Regions from separate parts of the Mus musculus genome. Here all the other regions are linked to region 4. The links are chromatin loops, found by intact Hi-C in ENCODE. Cell type or tissue: heart. All regions are shown on one strand. Each heading gives the region's core, and the rest is flanking DNA. Links, peaks and the distances in the headings are about the cores only.

Region 1 (6,439 bases), core at 753-5,752, 110 kb after region 4:
CTCCTCACCCATCCCTCTCTCCCATCTGCCACCTTTCCTGGCTACTGTCTTCCTGTTTCTGGGGCAGAGATGGTAGCTGGATGCTGTGTGCTCCCCGTTTCATCTGCTTTCACTTCCCTCTGCCCTGCCTAGCTCCTCAGCCTTGCTCGGTAGACATGAGCCCCCCTTTAGAAAAAGCCCCTAAGCAAACCCTGTGCATGGCTGTAGAGAGGCACAGCCCGGCACTGCAGGCTTTCATCAAGCCCTCGGATGAGTGGGTTTTGGATCTGTCACCATGTATTTAGCCAAACCTGAATCCTGGGTCTGCTTTTCGTCTATAAGGTACAGGGACTTTCGAATTCTTACAGGCCTGAAGTGCCTTTGAGGTTGGGAGACAGTAGGGAAGTGGGTAGCCTTGTTTGGGGCACTAAAGGAGGCCAGTTCTTCATTAGGGAAGAGGATCTTTCCAGCAACTGTTCAGCAAAGAATTAGAGAGGAAAGGTTATGTGCTTTTTTTTTTTTTTTTTTTTTTAAAGGTTTTTTATTTATTATTATATGTAAGTACACTGTAGCTGTCTTCAGACACACCAGAAGAGGGAGTCAGATCTTGTTACGGATGGTTGTGAGCCACCATGTGGTTGCTGGGATTTGAACTCTGGACCTTTGGAAGAGCAGTCGGGTGCTCTTACCCACTGAGCCATCTCACCAGCCCCGGTTATGTGCTTTTAAAGCCTGTAGTTTTTAGAGTCCGGGCAGAAGGCATTTCCATCAGGTGATACAGAAGGAGTGGCTTTTTGAGCAGGGAACCCTGCCATAGCCTCTCCATCAGGGAGACTTGAGTATCCAAAGATCCTAGGAGTCTCACTGGTCAAGTTCCAGGCTGCTCCCAGTTCCCTGAGCCCCCACTCCCCACCCCCCAGGGCTTTCCCCCATCTCAGCCAATCTAGGTTGGAAGAACCCTTTTACCTCTTCCTCCCCTCCAGGGATGCTAGCGGCCAGCTCAGCTTGCAGAGCCTGGATCTGGCCACCCGGGCCACTTTGGAGTTGGGGCCAGATGTGGTCAGCAGCTGCTCCAGGCCCACCACGTGCTAATCCAGCACAGGGCAGAAGGAGGATCTTGTAAAGTGGTACAAATCCCCCCACACCCTGCCCCTCTTTTCAGCCCCTGTTGGCTTCTGAGTTGGGGAGTGAAAACCAGGCCTTGCAAGTCAGCTACTCTGCAAATAGCTTCTGTTCTCCCTGCCTATGAAATCTCTCAGTTTTTAACACTAGGAAAAATAGAAAAGGGAAATCCATACATGGTTTCAGGAGACTGAGAGCAGCAGCACAGCAGGCAGTGCAGGACAGCTGAGGGAAGGGTCCTGCCTGGGACAGGGAGGGAGCCTGAAGCACCTCCTCCTGGAACATGAGGGCAGTCCACTTACTCTGTTTTGTACACATGCATCTATTTCTAGAACAGGGTCTGAAACATCTGAAAGCCACCATCCTCCTGATATGAGCATCTTGTGAGCGTGTGAGGATTGCCTTTCTGGTCTTATTGTGTGTGTGTGTCTATGTGTGTCTTTGTGTGTCTATGTGTGTGTGTGTCCCGTGTTCCATGGGCCTGTGGCATCCAAGTACACACACAGAAATAGAGGTTCCATTTCTAGTCCTGACCAACCAAAGGTTGAACCAAAAGATTCTGTGGAAAATATAAGAGGGAGGGTGTGCTGTCCATATGGGTTCCTATGTAGTACAGAACTAACTCCCAGCTTCCTCTGACACTGCCCCACCCTCTGACAGCTCCAAGGACTTTTTACCTCTCCCATTCTCCTATGAGACTCAGAGCCAGAAGATATATCTCCCTGGCCCACTGCTGGGGACCAAACCAAGATCAGATCTTGTGGTCACCATTGCACCCTGGAGACAGACTCCTGTGCGCTCTGAAGGCCAGGAAGCCAAGATAGCTATGCTCACCCTGTGTGCAGCCCTCAGCAGAGCAGCCTGACCAGGAGCTGTTCTTGAGTCTGTGCCTTTCCAGTGCAGGTGAGGAAGCAACCTTATTCCTCTGGCATGAACCTCACTTTCCTTTTAGCCGACTGCATCTCTCATCCCCATAACCACTCAGCTCTTCTGAGGCCCAACTTTATATAATAAATATAATATCTCAGGGGAGTCTGGGACCCCATCATTTGGCCAGTCAGCCCCAGCTCTGGCTCTGCCTGCAACAGACTCACTATTCCCAACTTGGCATCCTCTGAAAGGACTCCTAGAGCTCTAGGCTAGGATGAAGATGCATGCTTACCTAGCAGAAAGCCCTCCACGCTCTAGTGCTCATCTCTAACGTGGGCCAACCTGGTCTTCTTCCTCCACCGTGGCTCTCCCAGCCAGAGACACAGGGTTCGCCCTTGTCCTTGACCTCCAGAGCAAGGCAATCAGACAGGGAATTTAGAAGGGAGATAACTCATCAAAGAGACTGCCTGCTCTGCAGAGCATCAAGTCAGCTGAGAAGTAACAACTGTGCCACCAAAATTAACTCTAGTTTGCAGCTGGCAGCAGTAGAATTCTCTAGGACGTGAAGCAGGCCAGTGGCTGGGCTGGAGCCTTGAAGGCTGTTCCTTAGAGGGCTGCCTCTACCAGCTGAGATTGAGGGTGTCCATGAATCCTGTCTCTAGTCCCTGTAGAAGCAGACTGTGTACTGGCCATGGGAGGAGCAGGGCCCAGTAGAGTCCAGAGAGGCCCTAAAGCCCTCAGTCAACTTTTCCACTGGGCTGTGCTAAGGGTGGGAACGCTTGGGTGATACTGCCCCTTAGTGGAGAGGAGTGGGAGAACTGGCTTCTAGGCAGAGCACGGGAAAATCAGCTGTCAGGCTGCCTCTGGCAGAGGAAAGGCGGCATAAATAGGACACTTTGGACCCCTTGGACAGCCAAACCAGAATCAGAGCTTCCCAAAACCTAGAGTAATGCTGACCCCCTTACTAGCGTTGCAGGCTCACACCCACCCTTCCCTGCTTCCTACCCAGCCTTTTCATATCCTTTCCATTCCATCTCTACTTCCCTGTCTCCTGCCAGCTCTCCTCCCTCAGTGTGGGGTGCTGTGACCTGCAGTCTTACCTCTCAAGAGCCATGGGCCTCAACAGAATCCTTAGTTACAGGAGGAACATGTGGAAAGTTGGATGCCCTGAACCAGCGTTCTATAGCTCTGCCTAAAAAGGTCCTTGGCCTGTGGGTTAGCCCAGGACATCAGTGGTGGAACACTGGACTTTGCTACTAGGCCAGTGAATTTACAAGTGGGTCTTAGCTTATACATCTCTAAGAGGAGAGGTTGTTGTATTCTAGAGCAGTGTTCACAAGCTCACCTTTTAGTGGCAGCCATAAAATGTTCTGATAAGAATATTGTTTATTAGAGGTTTAAAACTAGATCATGTTTAAATGCTTTTAATTTTCATTTTTTAATCCCCTTTATTCAAGTTTTAAAAACAAGTGGCTCATTTTACAGAAAGGAAGAGAGGCCATTGGCCCCTCAATGTTGTTGGCGACTAAGTTGCCTTCAAGATGGCACATGATGTGCAAACTGTTTTCTGGCAGATCGCGGAGACCTACGCCTTCCTCCCCAGAGAGGCTGTGACTCGGTTCCTCATGAGCTGCACGGAATGCCAGAAGAGGATGCACTTTAACTCCAGCGGCCCGGAGCCCAAAGGTGGGGGCCACGCAGCGGACAGGTCCTCCAGAGGCCATGTGGGTGGTGGCACTGCCTCAGGAGCCTTGTTTGGATTTGTTTAACTTTCTAATTATTAATTACTTGCTTGCTTACTTATTTTTGAGACAGAGTCTCACCATATAGCCCAGGCTGGCTCCAAGCTGTCAATCCTCCTGCTGTAGTGTCTCGAGTGCTGAGACTATGTATGTACCACCACAGTGCTTCTTTATTGGTTTTGTAAATGTTAAGCTTCTCTTAGAACCAACAACCCATCATCTTGCCCTTCAAGGCTTAGGCTAGCCCCTCTCCTCTCACCTAATTCTAAGTGGCCAAACTTCCTGTTCTCTGGGTTCTTCCATCCTAGCCACTTGACCTTGCCCCTGGGGCTGGTTGTCCACTCATGTACACATGGATCTGGGTCTCTGAAGACAGACACACACCCCATGAGGCATGTTCTTCTTACCCTTTGGCCCTTAACTCCTGCCAGTGGTGCATGCTCACTAAGGTCTGCCTCATGTGACCTCCCATCAGATCAGTGAGGCCTGATTAGTACTGAAGATGGACAGACCACTTGTGATTAGCTGAAGCTGCCCTTTGCTCTGTTCAGCCCAGTGAGACCATCAAGGGTTCCCCTCCCACATCTTCCTACACAGCCCATCAGTTTGTCTGCCTGCAGCTGGCTTTGACTGTAACACGGACCAGAACATTTGACCATAGTTATCATGGGTGGCATGGGTGGCTTAGTGTGTTGTGGCTTGGGGAGGTACACTAATCAAGGTTCTGGGCCTTCCCATGACATACTGTGCCTCCCCTGGCTTCAGGCCTGCAAATTATGAGCCACAACAGGACAAAAGGGGTAGGGGCAGTTGTCTGACCATGAGGACAAAGTAGGAGTGGACAGGAAGCCACTTATTCAGGTAGACCTCTAAGGGCAGGCACCCACCTGGGGAGAACAAGTGGACTATGCTGTGACAGCCCGGTGACAGGGACACAGGCAACAAGCACCTGAGCAGCTGATGACAGCAGCTGATTCACCAGATCGAGAGGCTTTGCTGCCTGGGAGCCTCTAAGCAGTAGCTGCCTAGCAGGTAGTAAGACAGCTTCCAAGGTGTGAAGGTCCAGAGCTAATGCTGATTCTGTTGTTGAGAGTAGGCTCCTAGGCTTGGCTGTATGAGTGTGGGTCTCAGCTCTGTGCACGGAGTAAGTAGGGTCCCTACTCCAAGGACTGATAAGGCTTGAGAGGTCATCCCTGAGCTTAGCCCAGGGCTCTAATATGGGAGAGTGACCCTAAGGGATGCTTGTCACTGTTACTCGTGGCCTGGCCCCAAGGCCAAGATAATCCTTGGCCTGCAAATGGGCCTGGGGGCCCTTTTCTCTGCTTATGCCCCAAACTGCAAGTCTGGACCCTGGTGCTGGCTGCCTGGATCCTGCCCACCTAAGTATGCTGGTCCCCTCCTATTTCTGCCCTAATTGTTTCCATTGCAACCGGAGGAGTCAGGCACAACAAAACTGCTGCCTGAAGAGGCAAGACTGCTCTGGGGGACTATAGCCTTCTGGCTTTCCTGCTGTTTCCTATGGTGGGGAAGGTGTTCCTCCCCAAAGGCTGCAAAGTCCTCAGGTTGGGGACTTATGTGCAGGCAGCCTAACTGCATTGCGCTTCCTCTCTCCACTGGCTGCCTCCACCTTAGGAGGGTCCTTCCCATCCTCAGCTCAAGAAAGGAGGAGAAGGGGGGAGGGTGTTGCTCACAACCCAGAACTGAATAGAATATAAACCAGCCTGAGGACTGTTTTGAGCCTCTCTCCTGGTGCTTATCTTGACAGGAAAGAGGACAGGTGCCTGCCTATCCTCAGTCCCAGGCAGCTGACCTTCCCACTGCAGAGAGGAAATCAGAGCACAACCCATGGAAAAGTGGGCCCCAGGCCAGGGGGACCTGTGTATCCCACAGCAGGCTAGGGAACCTCTCTGAGAATCCCCTGCTCATAATCGCTATGAGCTGTCAGTCCTGGCATACAGCCAAGGAAACCAAGACCTGAAGAGGTGCTGGGTGAAATCACTCACCCAGTTTCCCTCTCCAACTCCCAAGAGAGGGAAGCAGAACCGCCTTTCTCAGCAGAGTGGGAAGAATGTCTTCCTCACAGGGCTGTGTGATGCAGATATAGAAAAGGAGCCCATTGTGCAGGGCCCTGGAGCTCTGTGGATACCTTGGGAACATGGGCCCATTGTTAGGTTATGATGCTCAGGCCCAGATAGCTTCCCCTTTTCCCTAGACTCTGAGCCAGAGGTTGCAAAGGTAAAGTCAGAAGTGCCCAACCCCCACCCTGAGCACACTAGCCGGGGCCCATCCACATGCTAGATTTAAAAGGGAAAGATTGGCTTCTAGATTGTCATAGAGAACGCCTGCCTGCTCCATGGTCTGAGGCATCAGCCCCCAAATCCTTGTCAGCTTTGTCCTTGGCAGGAGCCCAAGGTCAAATTCTACCCATAGTGCTTCCTTGGGCTGCACCACTGCCTGCTAGCCCTTTCTTCCCTGTGGCCAGAGGGCCTGTTATTCCTGTCCCAGGAAGGTAGGGAGGGAGGGGGAGAGGGGACAGGATGGAGTCTCCTCTGGGGCTGCTGGGAGACTGCCTTGCTTCCTGGCCTCATGCTGGAAAGAAAAGGAGGAAGCAGAGTGGCCCCAGTGAGCAGCTTGTCCCCAGCAGAGTGTGAGGCCCAGCAGCCCCCAACTCCCCACTCTATACAAGGAACATAAACAGAGCAAGCTGCAGCGAGTCTGGAAGACAG
Region 2 (6,439 bases), core at 669-5,668, 70 kb after region 4:
CTAGGGTGGATGACTCAGCGTTTCTCAGCATCTGAGGGCCCAGCAAATGTTCCAACAGACATGGCGCCTTTCCTCATCAGGCCAGGCCTGTAGGGTGTGAGGGGTGGACAAGAACGCACTAGATCCAGGGCCTCATCTGGGGTCTGTCCATGGGCCCGAGCTTCCCCAGTCTTGTGCAGTCGTTAGCCACCTTGAGAGGCTGTTATGACCCCATTCTGCAGGTTAGCAAACCAAGGCACAGCCAGTGCTGAGCACCCAGCTAGGTAGCAACTTCTGTTTCTTCATCAGAAAAATGAGTCTAATGGCGGTTCCTTAGGGTTGAGGAGAAAATTGAGTTACGTTGAGAGGTTGACATTGTCATGGGGGTGTGAAGGGATCTGCACAGGCTCACGGTGCTCACGATTAGGCCAGAGAAGCTATAGGGAAGACCAGAGGATGACAGGACCAATGGCAGACCTGACTTTACAACCCCACTAGTGACTGTGTGACTGTCTGTGTCACACAGTGTGTGTCAGTGTCTGCTCTGATCCTGGCCTTTTGTACTGACAAAGTCTGTACCCTGTGGGTAGGTGGGAAAGTTGCTAGGATGGTTAGAGTAGGTGCTGTGGCCACATCTCAGGCATGGGGGGCGGTGGGAGAGGGGGGGATCCTGCAAAGATCCTAAAGTCAGGCCACTGTCTAGCTCTGGTGACACCTCTTTGAGGCAGCGGGAGAAGCTGGATGGGAGAAGTCAAACCTGGAGCTTCTCTGAAACCCTGGGTTGAGGGGCTGCGGGAGTGGGGGGGGGGCGTTTATGGGTGGTTTTGTTTTGGTGATGTTGTTAGAACCCAAGACCCGTGCCTGCTGCACTCGCAAGCCTTCAGGTTGACGCTGATGCTTTCTTCGTGGAGGTAGAGCAGTGCGGAGCTGGAGGCAGGGGCTGATCTGAGGTAGGGGGCTCTGGCATTTGCTACCCGGCAGTCTTGAGGGCATCCTCTCATTTATCGCATGGAATGATGGGATTGGCTAGTGTAGCACAGTGGTCTTGCTCTTACTTAGCATGAACAAGGTCCTAAGTTCCATTCCCAGCACCACAACATATTGATCTGTGTGTTTGTGTGCCTGTGTGAGTTTATATGCATCATACGTGTGCAGGTGCCCAGGGAGATTAGAGTGCTGAATTTGCTCAAGTTGGAGTTGCAAGTGTTTGTGGGCTGTGTCATGTGGGTGCTGAGAACCGAACCCAGGCCCTTTGTAAGTTCTAGGTTAGGGTATAGAGCATCTACCCCAGGGTGATGGCCATGTAACAGGAAGCTGCTGTCAGGGCTCTGGTGGACTGACCAGTGAGCAGCTGAGCCGCAGCCCTGCCCACAGACCTCTGGGCCTCTGGGCTCAGTGGCCAGCCTCTGGCTGAGTTCTTAACTAGCACTCATTCAGTGACCTTGAGAAAGTCCCTGCCTCCCTTCAAGCTGATTTTCTGTTCTGTGAGTCCAGTGGTCTTGCCTGTGTTGAAGCTCTGGGAAGTAGGGGAGACTCCAAGCAAAGTTCTCAGCCCTGGAATTAAGAGCTGTTCTCTGCTGTGCCTGTCCTGTGGTAAGCAGCAGCTGCAAGGGACTCTGGGATTGAGGGTCAAAGACAAAGCAGCGGGCCAAGGTGGGAGAGAGTGAGGGGTGGAGGGGGTGCAGGGACTTGGGCATGGCAGGGAGGGGCTACTAGGAAGAGGACATCAGCCTCCAGGGTTGATTGGGACCTGGTTCCTAGGTACGGAGTTGTAGGAGGTGAGCTGGTTGGAAGGTGTCTCTCAGGAGGTAGGAGGAAGAACCAGACATCATCCTGGAATCCAGGCTGCCCATTAAGACCTGTGTGTATCCCTGACCTGGGGGCACACACATTGAATCCTAGCACTTGGGGGACAGAAGTGGGCAGATTTCTTAGTTCCAGGACAGCCAGGGCTACACAGAGAAACTGTGTCTCAGACAGACAGACAGGCAGAGCTGTGTGTATGCTCCCTGGAGTCTGGGGTCTTCTAGATTCAAATCCTGTTCCCTTACTAGATGTAAAATCTTATAAACAACTTTTTCAGGTCTCCCTTTCTACATCTGCAAAATGGAAGAGTGATGTTAACGCTGTCTGGGGTTACAGGGATGGTTAGGGGTACATTGAGTCAGTGCCCCCTGCATACTTGCCGAATAGGAACAGTGGTAAGCGTTGGCACAGTTTGTTTGTTGAGTACCTGGGAAGTGCCAAGGCCTGTGCCAGAGACTAGGTGTGCTCAGCCTCTTGTAACTGTCCGTCTGTCTGTCTGTCTTTCTTTCTTTCTTTCTTTCTTTCTTTCTTTTTGTTGTTGTTGTTTTTTTGAGACAGGGTTTCTCTGTGTAGCCTTGGCTGTCCTGGAACTCACTTTGTAGACCAGGCTGGCCTCGAACTCAGAAAGCTGCCTGCCTCTGCCTCCCAAGTGCTGGGATTAAAGGCGTGCGCCACTATGCCCGGCTTCCATCTGTCTTTCTTATCCTCATACTGCTGATAGAGTCAGGCCCAGAGAGCTTAAGTCCATGTGCCAAGGCTGCACAGCTGTAAGAGACAGAGCAGGGACTGGGGACCATATGATGCATCTGGCTTTGGCTCCCCATGTCACCTATCCTTTGACAGACAGCTGGACTGATACCCAAGGGGCCCCAGGATTGTTATGTAGGCTTGGACAGTGACTCTTGCAAAGAGGAGCAGGGTCCTGTGAATTTAAAGGGCAGATTGCTAACTCTAGGTCACATTGTTGCTCCACATCAGCCCAGTGGGGGAAGGTGGTACCAGCTCTAAGGGGAGGAGGCTCTGTCCTTTACAGTGGTGTGGCAGAAGGAGATGCAATTTCAGTCTAGTCACTGGGCTGCCTGCAGCTCCAAGAGGAGACCCATATGGTCTGGATGGTACAGGAGCTCAGGGTGGGGGAGAGGGTGCCATGGAGTAAGGGAGGGATCAGGGGAAATTGTTGTGAGCCTCTGATTCTGGAACTGGGGAAGGAGGGGCTGGGGTTTCCCGGAGAACTGGGGCCCTGTGCACACAGGTGCTTGGGAGAGGCTTGCTTACAGGGAAAGTGTGTGTGCTTGCTTTAAGGCAACAGTAACGCAGCAGCAACCCCCAGTGGCCAGCTCCTGCCCCTGCCCAGGCTCTCCAGTCCTTCAGTGATTGTGTGTCCTTTGGACTCTGGAGCCAGGCTGCCAAGTTTAGATCTTGAGTCTACCTTCTACTTGCTGTGTGGCGTGGGCAGCTTGCTTAACTTCTCTGTTTCAGTTTCTGCATCTGAACGTTGTGGGGTAATTACAGGGCCTGTTTCAGTGAGGGTAGAAGGCTTCACCTTGGGCATGTGATGGGGGTCTGGCTGCTGCTGTCGCTGCCACCGTCTTGGCCACCACTGCTGCTGGTGGTCTTCATTGTTGTGTGTGCATAGCTGTTCACACTTCACATGTAAGTTTCAATGTTTGCTGAGATTCCCCTCTCAGGTCCCAAAGCTCCATTTTTATGCCCCACTCCCTCCCCCTACTGGGGAGGTCAGCTTGAGTTCAGCCCCACAGCTCCAGATCTTGGGGCAGAGCTCTATAGAGGGGTTTACTGGATGCTGTTGGGCCCCAGGACCACACCGCTTCATCCGGGGCTTGTGAGCAGATCCTCTGCCTCTAGACAGAGTTCTTTAGGTGATGATGGATACAGGAGGGGAGGGGGCCAAGGAAAGATCTGTGGTGAGGCCCCGGTGAGGCACAGCCTTTCCTGCATCTCCTCAACCTTGTGATTTTTGGAAAACCTGTGCAACTCTGGCCCTGGGCTCCTGAGAAGAGAGGTCAATGTGGGGAGCTGAGGCCGTGCCTCGGGTATGATGGAGGGCTGGGGTTGTTCACTGAGGACCTAGCTGGCAGGCCCCTGCCCTCAGGAGGATTTGCAGCTGAGCCTGGAATGCTATAGCCTCTTGTGGATCCCAGCAGCGCCGAGAACCCTGCCAGTGTGAGTGGTGGGCAAAGGTGGGGATGAAGGAGCCAGCCTGCTCCTCTGTTCCCTCCTCTGTGCAGCAGAGCCTGGCGGCAGAAGTTTCTGTGCACAGCAGTGGGATGCAGGCAAGGACTTGCATCCCAGGACCCTGCTCATGGCTCTTCATTCTGCAGCAGCTGCAGTTATTTTTTTAAAAGAACAAAGGCTAACACAGAAGTCACCAGCAAGTGTCACAGGGCTGCTGGGCAAGGCCCCACATACGAATCCAGTCTTTGGGAGGTGAGGGTGAGGCAGTCTGAGTGAATCGCACGGCACTGTCTCAGAACACACCCTGGAAGCATCCAACGAAGACCTGAGGAGGGCTGGGTCACCCATTCACCGCCCGGCAGCAGGACCTGCTCAGTTATTCCACCAGGGCATGGGAGTAAGGGGTGGGCACTGCACAGACATGACATCCTACCTCCAAGAATATGAAGGCTAAGGCTGGGGAACTGGCAGCCAGTCCTGTCCTGATGGTGCCAGCCCCGTGGCCACTTCTGCCAACAATCTCCAGTGCCAACCGGCTGCCCCCTATCTGGCTACTCTGGGAAGTAGAACTCTGAGGGTGTGAGGAGTGAAGGGCCTTTGCTGCCACCTCACCCTGATTCTTGTCCCTTCCCTTGGTGGTAATGTTGATGGTGATGGAGTATAGTGATAATGCCGATGGCTATGATGATGGTGATGATAGTGGTTGTGATATGCTGGTGCTGATGGGTGATGCTTATGCTGGTGGTGGTGATGATCATAGTGGGGAATGGTAATAGTGATACTGCTGATGGTGGTGCTGGTGATGATGATGGTGGTGATAAGGAGGTAGTTATAATGGTAGTAATGGTGGTTGTAATGAGGGCACTAGCGATGATGAGACAGTCATGGTGGTGGTGGTGATAATGGGTTGGTAGCTTATACCTGCAAGCCATGGTGGCGATGACAGGACTATAGGAGTGGGTCAGCTCACAGTTCAGCGAGTGCTCATGGGACCGTCTGCCCTAAGCGTTTCCTGTGCATTTGTACATTGCCTCCTGCACCAGTCCTGCATGGCCTGGAGCTCTTACACAACTTGCCAAGGCCCCCGTGAGCCGGAAGTGAGCTCAGGCAGGCTGCTTGACCAGCAGCCACTTCAGCTATGGCCCTTTGCCATTTGCAGCACGCGGCCACCTCCTTGGTCTCCTCAGGCCCCGTTCTTGCTTTCTGGGACCAGCACAGAGGGGGAAGGGGGCTAAGGCTGACCTGTCCCAGCAGGCTTTGTGTCTGCTTGTCTTCCCTATAGCACCTTGTCTGAGGGGGCAGAGCCACCCTCTGTGAGGCCACCCGAGAAAGTCCCTATCCACAGGTGATGGCTTCTCAAGGGGGGGTGGGGTGGGTGGGTCTCACCTCGCAACTCAGGAGGCAGAGAAGAGAAGATTCTGTCTTTTCACCCACTCTGGGATTTGGAGTGGGCGTGGCTGGCAGAGGCTAGGGCCCTCTGCAGGGGGTACTGTTCTCAGGAAGGGAGGCACCCAGGCCTGTGCTCCCTGTGCTTGCAGATCCATGCTGATCCCTTGTCAGTGAAAGGAAGAGACTGGTCTAGAGGCAGAAGGCCAGGATATGAAGGTGGCTTCTATGCTTCCTCAGTGTCCTGGGTCATCCCCCATTCCCACGCCATACTCACTTGTCCAAGCCTTTGCAGTGTGTCTGCTCTGTACCAGGTACTATGCAGTGGAAGTGAAAAGGACAGTCCCTAGGGGCTGACGACATGGCTCCACAGGTAAAGGTGCTTGCTGCCTGATCTCTGGGACTCGCATGGTGTATGGAGAGGACTGACTCCTGGAAGTGGTCACCCTGGCATGCGGGCCTCCCTATCGCCACCTCTCCACCCCCACCCCCACCCCCAATCCCCAAATAAGCAAATTAATAAAAATGAAAAGCAAAAGGAAATCCTTGCCACCAGAGAACTGTCACTCGGCAGGGATGATGGCCCAGTAAACAGGGAGAGTCCCTGGCTTGTCAGGGGCTGGCGAATGCCAGAGAGCGAGTGTGGAGCAGAGGGAGTTTTTAAGAGTGTAGGGAAGGTGTCCCATAATGGCAGTTGACCAAGACCCTGAAGGATGCCAAAAGCTGTGTAGGTGTCTTGTGTGAAAGCCTTCCAGAGAGAAGGAAGAGTGAGCACAGGGCTCTGAGGCAGGGGGTGTTCATGAGTTTGAGCAACAGTGAGGAAACCTAACTCTTGTTGCCTGTGTGTTTGGGAATTAAAAGAACATCTGTTTGTCTGTTTGTTTAGGGTTTTTGAGAGAGTGTTTCACTATGTAGCCCTGGCTGTCTTGGATCTCACTATGTAGACTAAGGCTGGCCTCGAACTCACAGAGGTCTGCTTACCTCTACCTCTCAAGTGCTAGGATTAAATGTGAGCCACTATGACCAGCCAAAATGATTTATGTACCAGATTCCTAATGGAGTCAGGCAGGGA
Region 3 (6,172 bases), core at 1,173-6,172, 440 kb after region 4:
AGTCATCCAGCACACTCTGGATGTATTCAAAGGTGGGCCGTTCCTCGGGGCGGTTCTTCCAGCAGCGGATCATGATATTGTAGAGCTCTTCTGGACAGTTATCTGGTCGAGGCATACGGTACCCATGCTCTAGTGCCCGAATCACCTCTGGGTTTGACATACCTGAAAAAGAGGAGTGAAATTAAATGTGTGTGTGTGTGTGTGTGTGTGTGTGTGTGTGTGTGTGTGTGTTAGGGAGGGGTAGCAAATGGAGCTGCAGTTATCATCTAACTGTGTGAGGAAGGGACAGAAACTAACTGTCCAATTGCTAAGTTTGTCCAGCCATCAAGACATGCCAGACCTCTTTTGTTGTTGTTGTTTTTGTTTTTGAGACAGGGTTTCTCTTTGTAGCATTGGTTGTCCTGGAACTCAGTCTGTAGACCAGGCTGGCCTCAAATTCAAACTGAAGAGATTCGCCTGCCTTTGCCTCCTGGGTGCTGGAGTTAAAGGCATGCACCATCAGTATCTGGCAATGCCAGACCTCTTAAGGTGGCAGAACATTAACCAGCCTACTGTTTCTGCATATCTTGGTCTGTTGTTTTATCTATCTATCCGTTTGTTTGTATTTATTTTTGAGACAGGGTCTTACTACGTAGCTCTGGCCATCCTAGAACTCACTGTGTAGGCCAGCTGGTCTCAAACTCACTGAGATCCACCTGCCTTTTCTTCTGCCAGAACCAAGGGTGCAGGCTACTATGCCTGCCTGGATTTTACTAGTGTACCCGCCCCCCCAAAGCCAGATTCAAGGTCACTCTGAACACCATCATTTCCTTATTCTAAGTTTACATCTGTTATCTCTAAAAACAACAATGAAATAACTATGGTTACCAACTTTACTTTTATTTTTAGTATTTTTTAAACTTCTGTGATTAGGGCTGAAGAGATGGGTCAGTGATTAAGAGCAAAAACAAGAAACTTTAAATATCTTAGTTGGACGGCCATCCTCTCTAGTGAATCACCCCAAATTTCCACAGCTTCTTCACTATCAGGACAGCCAGCCTTGGCTCTCTTTGCTTCTTTTGAAATGTGGCTCAGTTCATCAGCTTATTTCTGTTGTCTATGCCAACACCTGTCCCGCTGCCCATGTGCCAACACCTGTCCCAGCTGCCCATGTGCCAACACCTGGCCCAGGTACCCATGTGCCACCACCTGCCCCAGCTGCCCATGTGCTACCACCTGCCCCAGGTACCCATGTGCCACCACCTGCCCCAGCTGCCCGTGTGCCACCTTGATCACATACTTTCACCCATTCTCATGGAACTGAGGCCTGCCCCTCAGATTTATTTATTTATTTGTATTTTATGTGTATGAGTGTTCTTCCTCCATGTATATGTGTGCATATATACACCATGTGTATACGGGTGTCCTCATAGGCCATCACAGGACATCAGATCCCCTGGGACTAGAATGAGATAGTTGTGAGTTACCACATCGGTGCTAGGAACTGGACCCTCATCCTCTGGGAGAGCAAGTACTCTTAACCTCTGATCCACCTCTCCAGCCTCAAGTATACATCTCTTAAAAGTAGAGATCATCCAGGTGTGATGCTGTAGACCTTTCGTCCCAGCACTTGGGAGGCAGAGGCAGAGGCAGAGGCAGAGGCAGATGGGTTTCTGGGACTTCAAGGACAGCCTGGTCTGCATATCAAACTCCAGGCTAGCCAGAGCTACAGAGTAAGAGTTTGTCTCAAAAAAAAAAAAAAAAAGTTGACTTCTTCTCAGCCTCATGCTACTTCTCCAGATCTTCCCATCCACCTCCTGCTCAAATAGCTGAACTTCGATTGCTTGAGTGCAGTAAGGTGTGGGAAAGAGGAGATAGCCAGCCAACCCCTTACACTAGCGGAGGGATGGTGGAGGGCAGTACCTCTGATATGAGAAAGGTGGAGAGGGACTGGGGGAAGATCAAGAGCTGAGTGTAATAGACATACTGACGAGATGGGCCATTGCCAGGTTGGGCTGGAGACACCCCTAAGCCCATGTCCCTTTTCCTACCTGGGTAAGGGATCCGGCCATAGGTGACAATTTCCATCAGCAGGATACCAAAGGACCAGACATCTGACTTGATGGTGAAGGAACCAAAGTTGATGGCTTCAGGAGCTGTCCACTTGATGGGGAACTTGGCTCCTGCAGGGTTGAGCAGAGCAGAGTCACGGTGAGACTGAGGAGCAATGAGGGCTGGGGCTCTGCTAGGGTGAGGGGAATCATGCCCTCTACAAATAGCGATTTCCTTGCAATGTGTTACCCATGTTACCAAGGGACATTTGTCTTGAGGACAGACACTGGATCAAAGAGGAGTGGATATAATGTGGGAGCTCACTCTGGGGGCTACATCCTTGATTCAGTTGCTGCCTGTTAAATGTTAACGCTGATAAGTGGAGACCCAGAGGTCTTTGGGGATAAGTGATCTCCGGGGGGCTTGAGTCTAGGTCACAGCTGATACCTCACCCCATCCACTCCCCAGCTATGGCGTGCAGGAGAGGACTTCAGCTGTCGTCTGAGGTTTGCCCTAGTCAGAGTGTCCCTTCCTTCCTATTCTTCCCTTCCTCCCTCTAGAATGGATTTGATGAGCAGTCTGTGGGTGTTTGTCTTAATTAAAGTATAATTGGTGAACATGGTCTATAGGATATATAACTGCCCCTTGATTCAGGATTACGATACACTCACTGTAAGGCAAAATGCAGAAGTCAAAAATGCCTCGAACACTTAGTTACTGAACACTGTAGTTCAGCAACTGCATATCATGGCTTCTTTTTTTGTTTCTTCTGGTGATCTCTTGGCTAAATCAGAGCTGTAGCTCACTGCCCTGGCTCAGCATCATGAGGGAGGACAGTATATTAATAGACATGGAAAGAGATCAAAATCCAAAGGGAGAGCATATTCATGCATTCATTCACTCAGTCACTCACTCAGTCACTCAGTCACTCACTCACTCACTCATTTTTATGAGACAGGCTCTCAATTCACTACATAGCCTAGATAGGATGGCCTTGATTTCCTGGTCTTTCTGCCCACTTCCCTAGTGTCTAGACTGGAGGCATGTACCACCATGCCCACCTTTGTATCATTTCTTCTCAATGCAACTATGTCTGTACCATCAGAACACTGGAGATAAATGACCAGGCTCTCAATCACTCTCTGCTGCCACCTCCTGTCCATGCCTTATCACGGCAGGCAGAAAACAGGCTGAGTGCTGAGGGGCAGGAACAGCAGTTGCCAAACTGCAGGGCTGTAGGGCGGAAGGAGCTAGAAGGCTGCAAGCAGTTCCATTTCAAAGACTTCAGTGGGACATTTGGTTTCATGGCTAGAGAGGCTAGACCACCGTCTCCAGTGGCTTAATGTCCATAAGGCACATATCCCCCTAAACAGCCATAAGCCTGGGAGCCTTTCAGAGCTGGACATAAACCTGACTGGCTTCATCACAAAAGTAGCAGCACCAGAGGAAGGCCAGTCCTAGGGATGCCTGAGGACACTTAGCCCTGGACTCTTGCTCCACTCCAAACTGCCATGTTGACTCTGTTGTTGCCTCCACTTAGGGTTGGATCCTAAGTGGAAAGATGCCAGTGTCACTGCTGACACTAGCAATGGAGGCTTTCCCCCTGTGCTACTCTCTTAATGTGAGGCCCCTGTCACATGATGCTAATTTGAATTCATGCTCCCTGTCTTTTCAACTTCCTGGCAGTGGTGATGACACATCAGCTCGGCCGGGTCTGTTTTGTTCCCTAATTCACTTTTCTTGTTACTGTGGTAGAAGATGGTTAAAGTCCCAGCGCAGGCCTGAGCACCTAAAGCTAGCCCCTTTGTATGATGAAAATGCTAGTGCTTTTAGGTGTCCCATAAAGCTATTTTTAAAACCATATACCAAGCAACCGCTAAGTTAAGAGACCATCTGCATGTTCTTTGGAATTCGGCGACGCTTGTATTATGGCCGAGTAAGTGATTAAGTATTGACAAGTCTCAACCCTAAAGGAAATATCCACATCTCTCTCACACACACACACACCCTTCCCAGGCTCAGAGATCATCCAGAAAGAGGCAGTAGAGAGATTGTAAAGCCATAGACAGTGGAGGAATGCTGTAAAAGAGGATTTTCTGGATGACAGGACCATAACACACCAGACCTCGAAGAAGCTATGTCTGCCTGCACAAAACCAGCACAAGATCAACTGGACAAAATCCCAGCAGAGATGAGAAGTTGGCCTCTGAAGTCCCACCCCTAGCTGAGCAGTTGTGGCTGCTAGGGGTGGGAGTGTCAGTTTTTGTCAGGGTTTGAGGACGCCTCCAGCAGGAGTCAGTGCTTTCCTTCCACTACATGGATCCTGGGGCTTGAACTCAGGACCTCAAGCTTGGCAGCAGGCACTTTCACTCAGCCAATTTGCCACTCCTTTTCTTTTAAAAAACTGGTCCTGAAATGACTTATTTTACATGTAGGGGCATTTTGCCTGCATATATGTATGTGTACCACATGCATGTCTGGTGCCCTCAGCATCCAAAAGAGGGTATTGGAACCATGGAACTAGGATTAGATGATTGGGAGCCGACATATGAGTGCCAGGACCCAGGTCCTCTGCAAGAGCAGCAAGTGCTCTTAACCACAGAGCCATCTCTCCAGACTCTCCTTTCCTTTTGAGAGACAGGGTCTCCATATCCCGGGTTGGCTCCATGGTATCCTCCTGCATGCTGCGATTCACAGCCCAACTCTAAGTCAGCCATTTTCTTTATGTCATACTTCTCTTTTATGTGGTACTAAGGCTCAAACCCAGATCTTGAGCATGCCTGGTAGGCACTCTGCCACCAAGCCACATCCTCAGCCACATCTAGAGAGTTCTCTCCATATCCCACTTATTCTTTACAGATTTAGATTATATATCCAACTTTTCATTTTATTTTTTTGTACCTAGTTTAAACATCAAATCATAACATATCCAATGGTGTGTGTGTGTGTGTGTGTGTGTGTGTGTGTGTGTGTGTGTGTGTGTGTTACTGGAGACTGAGTCTAGTACCATACACATGTCAGGCAAGTGTTCTGCCACAGAACCACAGCCCCTTTACTTTTTATTTTGAGACAGGGTCAGTAACTACCCTGGCAGACCTTGAACTTGTGATATGTCTCCAGAGTAGCCTACATTACAAGCCTGCACTTCTAGACCCAGCTAAAGTATACAGATGCTTAAGGTCTGACTTTGATGATCTGTAGCTAAGTAGCCCCTTCAGAAGGCTCCTTCCAGCTATTCTGAGGCAGTACCTCCCTGCTTCAGCTAGCACTCCCCCCACCTCCCTTCACAGCTTTGTTGGTATAAGTGAATTTTACAGCTTTAATGATATATAATGCACAAGCCATAAAATCCACACATTTAAAGTGTATGCTCCAATGATTTTTTTTTTAAAGACAGGGTTTCTCTGTGTAGCCCTGTCCAGGCTGTCCTGGAACTCACCCTGCAGACCAGACTGGCTTTGAATGCAGTGCTGGGAATAAAGGCGCAGCCACCACAGCTCCTGACGACTTTCATAATAGCGGAAGAATTGTGAATTGCACAATGTTTCATCACATGTTATCCAGCCCCATCCCTGGCGCTCAGAACCCCTTTCTTGAGTCTCCCACCCAGCCCTTGGCAACCCCTGCGCCATTCTGGGAATTTCATTTCAAGGGTAACAGATATTGGTGCCTGGCCTCTACTTAGCATGCTCCCAGGGTTTCCAACAGTTGTCTCTGTTCTGTCACAGACACAGACACTATTCCGTGGTATGGATGCCCACATGTTCTCCCTCTGGTCATCAGCTGATGGGCATCAGTTACAGTGTTTAAGTCTGGGGCGATCATGAAGAACACTGTGACCTTCAGAGATGACTTTTGCCTGGTTTTGAATTCCATGATGTAGAACCTTCTGGCATCTACTCTGTTTAGGTTCACTTCTTTCATCTGGATGTCACACCTCCCCTTTAGTTGCCCATGGCATTGGTGTGTGGTGTGATGGGGGTGAAGTCTATAGTCTTCTGTGTCAGTGAGGCCTCCACCACTGAATGCTACTCCCAGCCCCTGGTGTGGGTCCTTAACTGCTGTGTGGTGCTACATTGTGTGTGTGTCACAGCTGATACGCACACCCTGTCTGTGGACATTCACATGGTTCTGGTTTTGT
Region 4 (6,439 bases), core at 497-5,496:
GGTTGGGAGCCACTATGTGGTTGCTGGGAATTGAATTTTTAGGACCATTGCACTTCAGTCAACCCTGCTTGCTCAGTCCCTGCTTGCTCTGGCCCAAATATTTATTATTATACATAAGTACACTGACTTCAAACACACCAGAAGAAGGCGTCAGATCTCATTACGGGTGGTTGTGAGCCACCATGTGGTTGCTGGGATTTGAACTTCAGACCTTTAGTAGAGCAGTCGGTGCTCTTACCTGCTGAGCCATCTCACCAGCCCCACCTCTGTCTTTTAAATTTATTTTTTCATTATTATTTTTTAATCGTTCATCATTTTTGATGATGTCATTGTTCCACAGTGAGGTGGATAAACCTACCCACAGGTACAGGGTATTTTAATTTTTTTTTTTTTTTTTTTTTTTTTTTTTGCTGTAGCGAACTATGTTGTTATTAAAATATTTATATTATGTTCTGTCACACTTGAAAGATTCCTCATAGAATTTTCTAGAAGTAAAGTTATAGGTCAAAAGACAGACTTAAAAAATAAAATAAGGGGCTGGTGAGATGGCTCAGCGATTAAGAGCACCGACTGCTCTTCCGAAGGTCTTGAGCTCAAATCCCAGCAACCACATGGTGGCTCACAACCATCCATAACAAGATCTGACGCCCTTTTCTGGAGTGACAAGACAGCTACAGCGTAATCACATATAATAAAATAAAATAAATAAATCTTTAAAAGAAGATAAAATAAAATAAAAGCCAGGCGTGGTGGCACACGCCTTTAATCCCAGCACTTGGGAGGCAGAGGCAGGCGGATTTCTGAGTTCGAGGCCAGCCTGGTCTACAAAGTGAGTTCCAGGACAGTCAGGGCTATACAGAGAAACCCTGTCTCGAAAAACCAAAATAAATAAATAAAATAAAATAAAATAAAATAAAGAAGAGGGCCTGGAAAGATGGTGTGGCAGTTACCAGTGCATATCGTTCTTGCAGAGGAGCTGAGTTCAATTTCTGACACCCACTCTTTCTCCAGCCTTCATTTGAAGGAGATCTTTTTTTTTTTTTTTTCATTTAAAATTGTCACTGTATGTGTGTCTTTTGCCTGCATGTATTTCTCTGCACCATGTGTATTCCTGGTGCGCCTAAGAGGTTAGAAGGGAGTTGGAGCCCTGTAACTGGAGCTATGGGTGGTTGTGAGCTACCATGTGGGTGCTGCATATCAAACCCATGTCTTCTGGAAGAGCAAGTGCCTGATAAGCCATCTCTCCAGCAGCTTGGGAGACCCTTGATTTTTTTTAAAACTATGAATAATGCTGCTGTGAACAGTCATATAAGTGTACATGTGAATGAATGAATGAATGAATGAGTCACATGAGTGTACCTGTGAATGAATGAATGAGCCACATGAGTGCATGTGTGGGTGAATGAGTGAATGGGCCACATGACTGTATATGTGAATGTATGGCTCCTTTCTCTTGATTCTTCTTTCTTTCTTGAAATAGGGTCTTGCCATGTGAACAAACTCTTGATTCTCCTGCCTCAGCCTCTCAAGTGATGGAGTTACAAGCATGGCCTCTCATACTCAGAATGTCCTCCTCTGACAGTTGTACAGTTTGGGCTTCACATTTAGGCCTACAGTTTGTCATCAGTTAATGTTTGTGTAGTGTGAGATAGGGGTCTGCTACCATGTGACAAGTGTCTGCTGCCATATTTGTTGAGAAGGTTGTCCTGTCCTTATTAAGCTGGCTTGCTGCCTTTGTTGAGAGGCTGACCTCAATGTGAAGGTCTATCCTTGGACTCTCAGTGCTGTGTCAGATGTGAAGGTCTAACCTTGGACTCTCAGTGCTGTGTCAGATGTGAAGGTCTATCCTTGGACTCTCAGTGCTGTTTTACTCCTCTCTACCCTTGTCTCTTCTGACTGTGACAGTGATCTGAGAACTTTTGCAATGGGAAGTGTAGTAGCCCCAAAAGTGTTTCTTCTTTCGTTTGTTCTTTTTTTTTCCTATCTTCTCAGATCTTCAAGTTACAAATAATTCTGAGCTGTCATGTGTGTGTTGGGATTTGAACCCCAGTCCTCTGGAAGAGTAATCAGTGCTCCTAACCACTGAGCCATCTCTCCACTCCCAAGTGTTGTTCCTTTTTAAAGATTATCATTCTAAGTCTCTCTAGTCTCTGTGTGAATCTTACCACTAACTTGTTCATCTCTATAAGAGACTAAGGTTCAGGCTGAACAAATCTCAGGATTAATCCATTTGCCTTGCCATACACAGAGCCTGGGAGGCAGAGGCAGGCGGATTTCTGAGTTCGAGGCCAGCCTGGTCTACAGAGTGAGTTCCAGGACAGCCAGGGCTATACAGAAAAACCCTGTCTCGAAAAAAACAAAAAAACAAAAAAAAAAAAAAAAAAAAAGGAAAAAAAATTGGTCCTCAGACTCAAGAATACAGATATTTCATTGATTTTGGTTATTTAAACATTTTAAGCAATGTTTTATAGTTTTCAGGGTATAAAGTCTTACTTCTGTTAATTTTATTTCTAAACATTTTCTACATTTCTCCCCTTTCCTCTCTACCTCCCTCCTTTCCCCCAGGTTGGCCTCTGGATGTGGTTGTCAATGACCTTGACGTTCTGATTCTTCAACTTCCGCCTCCCAAGAGCTGGGATTGCAGGTGCACGCCAGCCATATCCAGTTTTATGCAGTTCTGGGGACTGAACTCAGACACTGGTGCATGCTAAGCAAGCATTCTGGTAACTGCGTACCTCCCAGCCTGTAGAGTGTTTGGAGAGCCCCACGTAAAGTCACTTGGTACAGAGGCGTTCTGGTTCCAGTTTTGAGTCAGTATTGACCCTGCAGCCACTGCCCTTCTAGGCCTGTTTTCTCTTGTCTGGGAAGGGTAGTTCGCTCTTCCAATAATGACCTGCCCCACCCAACCTTAAACAAACAGTGGGTTCTGTGTGCACCACTTCCCCAAACTACCACCAGAGGGTGCTATAGACCAGCATTTGGCTGAGCTCCCGGTAAGGGGCCCCCAGGGACGCTGAGGCAACCCGATGTTTTCCAGGAGCTGCGGGTTTTGCTAGTATAGGCTTCCGTGTAGCGCCACCTGCTTAGGACCTTTGTGCCCGCTCCTCCCTGTAGTGAGGATAGTGGGATAGGGGCGTACTCTTGAGGCTAGATCCCTGCTAGCTTTGATAAGTAGCCTAAGGTCCCAGGGTCAGGGCAGACAGTAGTCCTGAGTTTCTCAGCCACGGGTTTCACGCGTCTGGGTCTCATGATGGCTCAGTATTCCTTCCGTCACAGAGTTACTTAGCAGCAAAAGCTCTCATCCTAGCTGTATGCCTGGCCATGAAGAGGGATAACATAGCCCTTCAAAGACATGAATGGATTTGTGGACCCTGCCGTCCTTGAAACCACAGTATCTGAAATTCCAGATGTCTGTGAGCTTCTTAGAGTGATCAGGCCCGTGTCCCCCAGAACCCACAAAGCAGCTTCCCCCTCCAACAAGGTCAGAAAGTTGCCTTCCTTCTGTTTTGCAGCTGACCTCCAAAACCAGCAGCGCTTCCTACTCAGGCCTTTGCATAGAGACACCAGAGCCTCCCTGTGCCTGCGTTCTTTCATTGGGTGAGGGTCGAGACAGAGTCACTACAGCTCAGACTGGCCTTCAGCTTACTAAGGAGCTAAGGCTGGTCTGAAGCCCCTATCCCCTTGCCTCTGCCGACCAGATGCTGAGATTATAATCGTGTGTCTCTACACTGGATTTTTTTTTTCTTTTCCTTTTTAGTTAAATTTGTTCACTTTTGTGGTGCTAGGGATGAGCCTAGGGCCTTCTACATGTCAAGCCAGCACTCTACCCTGGACCCATAGCTCCAGATGTGTGACTGTTTTTTCTCTGATTCCAGACTGGGGTCCCCTGAGAAGTAATGAGTCCCAAGTTCATCTTGGTCTCCTTTGTGAAGCCTAATGCTGAATTCTGTATCCGGCAGCCCATTCCACAGGAGAGTCCCTTCATGAGCACCCCACTCAGCATCTCTAATCACTCTATTTTGTCTTTAGTTTTTTGAGACAAGGATTCCCTGTGTCAGCCCTGGGTGTCCTGGAATTTGCTCTGTAGACCAAGCTGGTCTCCAGCTCAGAAATCTGCCTGTTTCTGCCTCCGGAGTGTTGGGATTAGAGGCATATGCTGCCACCATCCTGCCAGTCACCTTTTTAATTAAAAAAAAAAAAAAACAAACTAAATTTTATCCTTTGAAATATTTTATTGAATTTTACGTGTATGAGTGGTCTTCCTGCATGTATGCTCATGTCTGGTGTGCTGATCAGAACAGGGCATTGGGTCTCCCTGGAATTCGAGTTAAACAGAACTGTGTGTTAAGAGTTGAACCTTAGCTGGGCGTGGTGGCGCACACCTTCGATCCCAGCACTTGGGAGGCAGAGGCAGGCATATTTCTGAGTTCGAGGTCATCCTGGTCTACAGAGTAAGTTCCAGGACAGCCAGGGCTACACAGAGAAACCCTGTCTCGAAAAACAAAAAACAAAAAACAAAAACAAAAAACAAAAACAAAAAACCCCAAACAAACAAAAACAAAAACTAAAGAACAAAACAAACAAAAAAGAGTTGAACCTTAACTTACTCCAGTAGAACAGCCAGTGCTATTTATTTATTTATTTATTTATTTATTTATTTATTTATTTATTTATTTATTTATTTATTTATTTATTTATATTTAGATGAGTACACTGTAGCTGTCTTCAGTCACACACCCCAGAAGAGGGCATCAGATCCCATTACAGATGGTTGTGAGCCACCATGTGGTTGCTGGGAATTGAACTCAAAACACCTGGAAGAACAGTCAGTGCTCTTAACCAGCTGCGCTATCTCACCTGCCCTTCTCATCACCCTCTCCAGGACACAGGCTGCAGCCTTTTGGATTTGGGGTGGGGGTGGGGGTGCATTGTTCTGGTGCCAGGCCAACCAGATGATCCCGGTGCTGGAAGGTCAGAGTGGCTCATAGCAGTCGGAGCTGACTCTGGACTAGTTTCACCTGAGTTGTCTCCTTTGCTGCGGTCTCAGTGGCTCTTCCAGGTGGGGTACAGGTCAAGGCACAGGGCAGCTGCTTCTCCTGCCAATTAACATAATTGGCAAATGAGCCGGGCTTGGACTCTAACTCAAGTCTCTGGGGAGCCACTGAGCCACACCTCTGCCTGGAACCAACTTGGGGCAGGACTGGGTGCTTTGGAGTCTTTTTTCCCTGCTCTGTGCAAAGGTCAAAGGTCAGAGGTCATTTGTTTAACTTTCCCCAGACATGACTGTATTGTTAAGGCTAGAGTGTTTGGGAACTAACTCTCTGCATGTCTGCCTGCCTGCCTGCCTGTCTGTCTGTCTGTCTGTCTGTCTGTCTGTCTCTCTAATAGAAATAAAGCCCCAAACAAAACAAAACAGAAAAGTAGTTAAGATTCTAGAAGTCGAGCCGGGCATGGTGGTGCACGCCTTTAATCCCAGCATTTGGGAGGCAAAAACAGGAGGATTTCTGAGTTCGAGGCCAGCCTGGTCTACAAAGTGAATTCCAGGACAGCCAGGGCTACACAGAGAAACCCTGTCTCAAAAAAAAAAAAAAGTCTTGGTGGCCTTGTTCCTATTACACTTGAATTCAGCAGTGACACATTAGGAATTGGGGTTAAAAGGAGCTCCACGGAGGCTCAACACAGCGCCCGCCCGCAGAACCCACCACTGATTCAGGCTAAGGGCGACAGGCTCTACTTCGCCTCTGCTCGCCTTTATCTGGGGAGGATTTGGGGTGGTGGGAAGGCGGGGGAAGTTGGAGGCAGGGCTGGCCCAAGGTGGGCAGAAGAGATAGGGAAGTGGGGAGGGGGCCGGCCCTCTGGGGAGGGGCGGAGAAGGGAAGGACAACCCAGAACCTGCACAGTGGGAGGCCTCACAGGCCTGGCCCTGCTTGTGGTTGCAGAGCTTCTGGTGCCTTCCATCCTTGCCAGGCAAGATACAGCACCTTTAATTAGCACGCTGTAACCTCTACCGATTCATCACCGGCTCAGTTTAATTAGCCGCAGGAGGCGCCCCTGCCCCCAGTTCTTGGCTGAGCAGCTGCCTCTCTCACTCACAGAGGTGGCCACCACCTCAAAGTGTCCCCTGTCACCCTCCCATACTTATTTCCCTCCCCAGAATGTGGGGTGGACACAGCCAGCTGCCTGGCTGAAACCTCAAGGAGACGGTGGAGCTGCGACCTTTGTACCCATGATGCTCAGCTTCCTTCTCGGCCCCCTCCCAGGTCAGGTTGAGTTGGGTTGGACCAGCTCGGGTAACCTCCAGTTGAATGGGACTGAAGCCGAGCTGTCCCACTGTAAGAGACTGCTTTCCCCTTTGGAAGCTACTAGCGCGCACGCACGGGGGTGGGGTGGGGGTGTGTGTGTCCCTGTCTCGATTGCTCCTGTGCAGAGACAGGCCCTG
Region 5 (6,439 bases), core at 738-5,737, 290 kb after region 4:
TGCTGACATTACACATGTGCACCACCACACCTGGCTTGTTCTCTACTTCTTATGTGTGGGGGGGAGGGGTGGGGGGGTTGCATGGCTATGGGGGTGAAAATCAGAGAGCCTCTCCATTACTTCCATATTAGGTGGCTTACAACTACCTGTAATTCTAGTTTCAGGAGGTCTGACATCTACCTTCACATGCATGTGCTGCACATATATACATGATGCAGGCACACACACAGACACATAAAAATATTATAAGAATAAGTTTATTGGGGCTGGTGAGATGGCTCAGCAGTTAAGAACACTGACTGCTCCTGACTTCAAATCCCAGCAACCACATGGTGGCTGGCAACCATCTGTAATGAGATCTGATGCCCTCTTCTGGAATGTCTGAAGACAGCTACAGTGTACTTACAGATAAATAAATAAATCTTTAAAAAAATAAATAAATTTTTTAAAAAGTTAAAAAATGTTTATTTTTTAAGATAGATACAAGAATTTTCAGGTAAAGTTATGTATATATAATTTGTTTCAAAATAATCAGCGTGCAGTAGATGACGCTAAAACAGTGTTTTCTGCCTTCCTAATGCTGTGACCCTTTAATGAAGTTCCTTATCATGTGAGGACCCCCAACCATAAAATCATTTTCATTGCAACTTCATAACTGTGATTTTGCTACTGTTTAAATTGTAATATAAATATCTGGTGTGTGACTCCTGTGAAACATCTCACATCACTTCGGGACATATTTGCACACAGCAGTAACACGCTAATGGATCACTTCAAGCTGGTAGGACCTGGGGTGAACCTCACTTTGATCTTACCATGATTTCCTTGACTTTTCCTTATTGGAATTTTTTTTCCTTCTCCATCCACCCCCAAGATAGGTTTTCTTTGTCTAGCCTTGACTTTCCTGGAATTTGATCTGTAGACCAGGCTGGCCTCTAACTCAGAGATCTCTCAGTCTCCCACGTGCTGGGATTAAAGGTGTGCACCACCACCTCCTGGAAATTTTATTTTCTTAAACAGGAAAATTTCCCCTTTGAAAAGGGCTGCAGAGCGAGCATCAGCAAGGGGAGATGGTGCCTGTCAGAGCATCTCCACTTCCTTACCGCTCAGCTTGCAAAACCGAAGACCACCTGCCCACAATCATCTTAGTCACCTGGGCTGACACTATACTTTCCACACTTTACCAGCGAGCTTTGCGCTCAGCTTCCAGAATTGTCAGCAGAGTCCTGACTGCTCCCGCCCCTGGGCTGCTAGAGGCAGCTCCTATTCTGCCCAGCCTGTCTCCTACACTGAAGCCCACACAGTCCCACTGAAACCTGTGCAAAGGTGCTATGGAGGACTCCAGCATGAGTGACAGTTTATTAATGTCCCAAACCTCAGTTGTCTTCCTACTTCACCTGGACCACACCCACATCTATCCTGTGCTTTAGTATGAGAAAATGAAAGTGCTGTAACAGGCCCAAATTTTAAAAACCAACCAACCCCACCCCATTATCATTGGTGGGAGAGAGATCTCGAATGCAAATTATGATTTAACTACATCAGTATACTAAAGATAGATCTGCCGGCAGTGAGCTCAGTGTCTGCAATCAGGTGACAGAATGAAGAGACACAATGTATCATCAGGATTAACTGATCCTTAAACACTCCCACCTCAAGAAGCAATGCAGGGGCTGGTGAGGTGGCTCAGTGGGTAAGAGCACTGACTGCTCTTCCGAAGGTTCAGAGTTCAAATCCCAGCAACCACATGGTGGCTCACAACCATCCGTAAAAAGATCTGACTCCCTCTTCTGGTGTGTCTGAAGACAGCTACAGTGTACTTATATATAATAAATAAATGAATCTTTAAAAAAAAAAAAAAAAAAGAAGCAATGCAGACCTGTGGTACTAACAAGAGGGCTCACTGTATGCTTGGAGAAACGCCCTGAGCGCCCCACCCAGAAAGTCTGGGAGAAAGCCCAGCATACAGGCACCAAGGGAGAAGATGTCCACCTCAAGGCCCAGTCATGTGTTTGTGTATGCAGCTACAGACATACTTAAACATACACTAAGGGAGAGACAGACACTGAGGTCCAGGCAGGTTGACTGATTTCCCCATGTCACAATACAAGTGACAGAATTTTCTGTGATAGCAAAGGCTTGACCAATAGATCTTCTTAAATATATATATATTTTTTTAATTTGGGAGATGAGTTTCAGACAGCGTCTTACCATTTAGCCCTGACTGCTTGAACTCACAGAGATCCATCTGCCTCAGCCTCCTGAGTGCTGGATTAAAGATCTGAGCCAAAGCCTTTTTTTTTTAATACTGTGTTCATCTACTTTGTGTGTGCACCCATGGGCGAAGGTCACAGTGCATGTGTGGAGGTAGGAGAACAACTTGCAGGATCTGATTCTCTCTGTTCACTGTGTGTCTGGACTTGAACTCAGGCCATCAGGCACCTTTATCAGCTAAGCCATCGTATCAGCCCTTAACCAAGCTTTCTAAAGGCACTGAATGAAGGGCTTCTGTACCCTCCCCTCTTTCGTGTATATGTAACAGGCAGGACTAAGTGAGTTGAGGGTTAAGTGACTGGGAAAAGAAGCTCAAGGCTCCAGCTTCAGCTGTGTGAGGCCGGCAGCTAGACTACTTCAAAGGATAAGGCTGGCCTGCCTATCTAGCCCAAAGCTGGGTCTGTAGCCTCATCCATCAAATACTGAGAAGATTCACCATTACTCTAAAACAGACAAAGGAGTTTCCCATCTCCTCAAACATCCTTTGAAGTCACTTTTTGGTTGGTTTCTTTGTTGAGATGGGGTCTCTTATAATGCCTGCTAACCTCAAAGGAACTGTGTAACCCCAAACAACTCCTGACCCTTCCGCCTCTACCTCCTGAGTAGCACTCAGGATTATAACCAAGTCCCACTGCACCTGGTTGCTATTTGCATTTCAAACTAGTTACCCAGGCACAGAAGAGAAAGGCCTCGGACAAATGGATGCTGTGGTCACTGCTCCTCTGAAAAACAACAGATGGGGCTGAGGATGCCCCTCAGTGGTGCAGCCTGTGCTTAGCGTGCAAGAGGCTCTGCATCCTAAGGAACAGAGGGAGGGAGGGAGGGAGGGAGGGAGGGAGGGAGGGAGGGAGCAGTAGAAGGCCAGCTCGATGGTTCAGTGGATGGCAGAGTTTGACCCCTGAAACCCATAGAAAGGTAGGAGATGGACTGACTCTACAAAAGTCCTCTGACCTTCACAGGCACACGTGTTCTCATGTACACACACCATGCACACACAAAAATGCACAATCATAATTAATAAATAACTTTCTTAGAGAAAAGTGAATAGTAGGCTGAGCGGTGGACTCCGGATCAGCATCTTTGGGGAAGTATTTGACTCACACAGTCTCTACTTCCCTCTTCTGGGAACTGGGAGGAACAGTTCCTGTACAAAGACTGCTGAAGACCAAATGAAAGCAGGGCTTGCAAGCTTGGCTCAGCAAGCCTTAGCTTAGCTATCGAAACACACTATCAGCTTGCTGGTAGCACAAAGTCTTGGGGGATGGGGGTGTTGTTCTGAGCCAGCTTCGTGTTTTACTGTTGGGGTGACCTCAGGCCTTGGCTGTGTTCTTTGAGCTGTGTGCAGGCACAGCTCCTCCTGCAGCTCCTACACTGTCTTCAGCTCTGGGCCTGGTGAAGGGGGTGAGGAGTGTGTAGGTCTCTTGTCTTCTGGGGTCTAGGTGAGGGGCTTCTTGCCCCTGCATGACCCCTGTCTTCTAGGGTCTTAAGTCAGGTGCTTGTACTTCTTGTCTTTGTAGGATTTTCTCTCCAAAGGTTAAGAAAGGTGACCCCAAAAGTTCGATTTGACAGCTCAGATCTTGACTACACAGATGATGCTAACAACAGTTACTTTAGTGACCTGCAGCTGGGACAGCTCCACCTAGAGATTATCCAGCTGTTTGAACAGCTCCACCCATAATTCACCCAGCTGTCTGGGTGGCTTCACCCTCAGCGCTTTCAGTAGCTCCTCTTTCTCGGCCACTGCTGCACTGCTTTTGGCTTCTGTGGCTTGACCGGAGGGAAATGGAAGGAGACCATAGTTTCACATCTGACCTGGGTGAGTGGATCCTGGTGAAATCCAGACCCTGATTTTTCCAATCTAGGCTTAGACTGTGCATGTTCAAGAAGTGCTTCTGTCATGCGCAGCACACTTAAACCAGCATCAATCTTCCTACCTTAACCCTTAGCAGGTACAGAATACACTAGCAAATAGGACTGATTTCTAGGTATCTACGTGTCCTTACCTGAAGCCTGGGACAACCCACACTCCATGTGGCCACCACTGACTGAGGATGAGACTCAAGAAGGAGCAAAGAAAACACCAGAGCTACTCGGAGTAGTGTGTGCAGTTGTGAGTCCCACAACGCTAACAGGCCTCACTGACCGCCAAATGAACAAAGGCCTTTCCTAGTGCATGGGAAATGAGGCCTGGAGCCCTTGCTTGGATGAGCTACTACGTTCAAGAGTCCTCTAGGAATTTTGGCAGAATACAGCAGCTTTACAAAGCCTTCCCCTGTCTAAAAAGCTCTGAACCTTAAGACCTACTGTTCAGCAGCCAGGAAAGAGGCATTTTGGCAGGGAGAGCATGGCCATCTGAGGTGCTGGGGGTGAGCTGTGTTAGTGAGTATATGCTCTCCCCCAGAGCTGGCTAGATTCCTTCCAACCTCCATCAGCCAAGATCCCCAGGTTAGGACGGCAACTGAAACAGCCAGAGAGAGGTAAGCAGGACCCCATCAGAGCACCCACTTACTACTACTCCACAGACCGGCATCGAGCCAGCCTGGGAAAAGCAGATCTGGATGACTTAGGTGGACAATGTAAGACCCTCCAGGCTGTCTTCCTTCAGCAGGGGCTAAGGCACTGGTAGTACCTTGGGCCTCTTGGAATAATTCAGTTGTTCCTCTCAGGGCCCCTCACCAGAGACCTCTAATCCTTTGAGAGGCAGATGGCACCTCTAAATCTACCTAACTGCTTGGGCCAAAAACTTAGGAGTCACCCTTAATCCTTTCACCCTACTGGCCACCTCCAAAACATAACCATCCCCTACCACCACCCTAAAAAGTCACCACCATCTTACTAACCTTCTACCTAGTCTGGCTGGCACTTAAAGCTCTCTCAAACTCACAATCCAGAGAGGCCAGGTGACTTCACTTTCTTTTGCCCTCCTTTTGTGACACGGAGGGCACATGCACACACTGAGAACACTCTACACCGAACCTCATCATCAGCCCTCAGAGTGATTTAAAAACAAAGCAGAAAACTAGGGGCCAGGGATGTGACTCAGTTAGTAGAGGCCTTATCGAGCATACACAAGTTTCTGAAGTCAGTCCCTAGGCCCACATGATCTGGTATGGTAGCATACACTTATAACCCCAGTACACAGGAGAGAGGCAAAAGAATCAGAAGTTCCAGCCCATCCTTAGTCAACTACATAAAGAACTTAAGGTTAACCTAGGTTACAATAGGCCCTGTCTTAAAAATTATTTATTTAAACCACCAAGGTTTTCTAAGGTCTAGAAAGATGACTCAGGGCCCGGCAGTGGTGGCGCACGCCTTTAATCCTAGCACTTGGGAGGCAGAGGCAGGCAGATTTCTGAGTTCAAGGTCAGCCTGGTCTACAGAGTGAGTTCCAGGACAGCCAGGACTATACAGAGAAACCCTGTCTTGAAAAACCAACCCCCCACCCCCCCAAAAAAAAGAGAGAGAGAAAGAAAGGTAACTCAGTAGGTATTGTTCCACAGGTCCCAGAACACACATGGTAGCTCACAACCCTCTGTAACTCCAGTTCCAGGAGACTGAACAATCCCTCCGGCCTCTGTAGACACAAGGCATCCACACAGGCAAAACATCCACACACATTAAAAAACTAACACCAACAAAAACACCTAGATGATGACACCTTCTGAGAAGCCTCCAGTGTTCCCATGGCGTGTAGACTCCTCTAGAGTAGACTCCCCCTACTCCCAGCCACCTCTCCACTCACCCCATCACAGCCACTTCCTGCAGTTTCTGGAATTAGCTCAGGACCACCGTGGAGTCTTTATCCTTTTGGTATACCTTCAAACAGTGAGCCCCTTCCCGAGATCAAACCTCAACAAAAATGTCACCGCCTCCCCCAGTTAATGCAGCAGTGTCCCCTCCATCCCTGGAGAATGGCTTTCCAGCACACTACTGCGCCATTGCTCCCACTGTGTTCCTCCAGTTCAAATCCCGTCTGCCTACTTTTTGGTTTTGGGTTTGCACCTGCTGAACGCTGTGAGACAAGGACCTCAGCCATCTCTTCACTGTCATATCCCCAGGCTGCACAGGGCTGCCACAGCAAATACCTGTTGCTCAGCAAATGTCCCACAAACGAAGCCATAGGAATACAACAAGAGCACTGTGCCTGGCGTCTGAAGACCCGGAC

The links. Hi-C counts contacts between places; a loop is a spot of excess contacts. Peaks named below come from ENCODE experiments on the same cell type or tissue, not always from the same donor. Only the 100,000 strongest peaks of a DNase experiment are listed, where the experiment ranks them.
Region 1: a loop joins it to region 4, with 9 times the contacts of the local background. A loop is called at or near these places in 33 of 42 quality-filtered maps.
Region 2: it touches region 4 in a loop (2.5-fold over the local background); 9 of 42 quality-filtered maps call a loop at or near these places.
Region 3: it touches region 4 in a loop (8-fold over the local background); 22 of 42 quality-filtered maps call a loop at or near these places.
Region 5: it touches region 4 in a loop (2.0-fold over the local background); 4 of 42 quality-filtered maps call a loop at or near these places.

Annotation. Positions count from the first base shown.
Region 1 is chr2:153,475,089-153,481,527 of GRCm38, reverse strand. Nol4l (nucleolar protein 4-like) reads left to right here. Exons shown (of 11, transcript NM_001134300.2): 3 at 3,546-3,657. Among named protein-coding and RNA genes, the nearest start is that of Nol4l, 52 kb to the left of the region's middle. In heart, for the core only: a CTCF peak has its summit at 2,777; DNase peaks (open chromatin) are centred at 2,727 and 5,617; H3K27ac peaks cover 4,133 bases.
Region 2 is chr2:153,513,823-153,520,261 of GRCm38, reverse strand. The region is part of intron 1 of Nol4l (nucleolar protein 4-like); the gene reads left to right. Among named protein-coding and RNA genes, the nearest start is that of Nol4l, 13 kb to the left of the region's middle. In heart, for the core only: a CTCF peak has its summit at 3,134; a DNase peak (open chromatin) is centred at 5,102; H3K27ac peaks cover 2,676 bases.
Region 3 is chr2:153,144,937-153,151,108 of GRCm38, reverse strand. It overlaps Hck (hemopoietic cell kinase), which reads right to left. Exons shown (of 13, transcript NM_010407.4): 12 at 2,031-2,162; 13 at 1-162. Among named protein-coding and RNA genes, the nearest start is that of Tm9sf4, 13 kb to the left of the region's middle. In heart, for the core only: a CTCF peak has its summit at 3,189 (motif pointing left); a DNase peak (open chromatin) is centred at 3,228; H3K27me3 peaks cover 1,247 bases.
Region 4 is chr2:153,583,249-153,589,687 of GRCm38, reverse strand. No RefSeq gene overlaps it. Among named protein-coding and RNA genes, the nearest start is that of Commd7, 46 kb to the left of the region's middle. In heart, for the core only: a CTCF peak has its summit at 2,953 (motif pointing right); a DNase peak (open chromatin) is centred at 2,967; H3K4me3 peaks cover 387 bases; H3K27ac peaks cover 2,373 bases.
Region 5 is chr2:153,296,152-153,302,590 of GRCm38, reverse strand. The region is part of intron 1 of Kif3b (kinesin family member 3B); the gene reads right to left. Among named protein-coding and RNA genes, the nearest start is that of Gm39961, 7.9 kb to the right of the region's middle. In heart, for the core only: a CTCF peak has its summit at 3,396 (motif pointing left); DNase peaks (open chromatin) are centred at 3,410 and 3,970.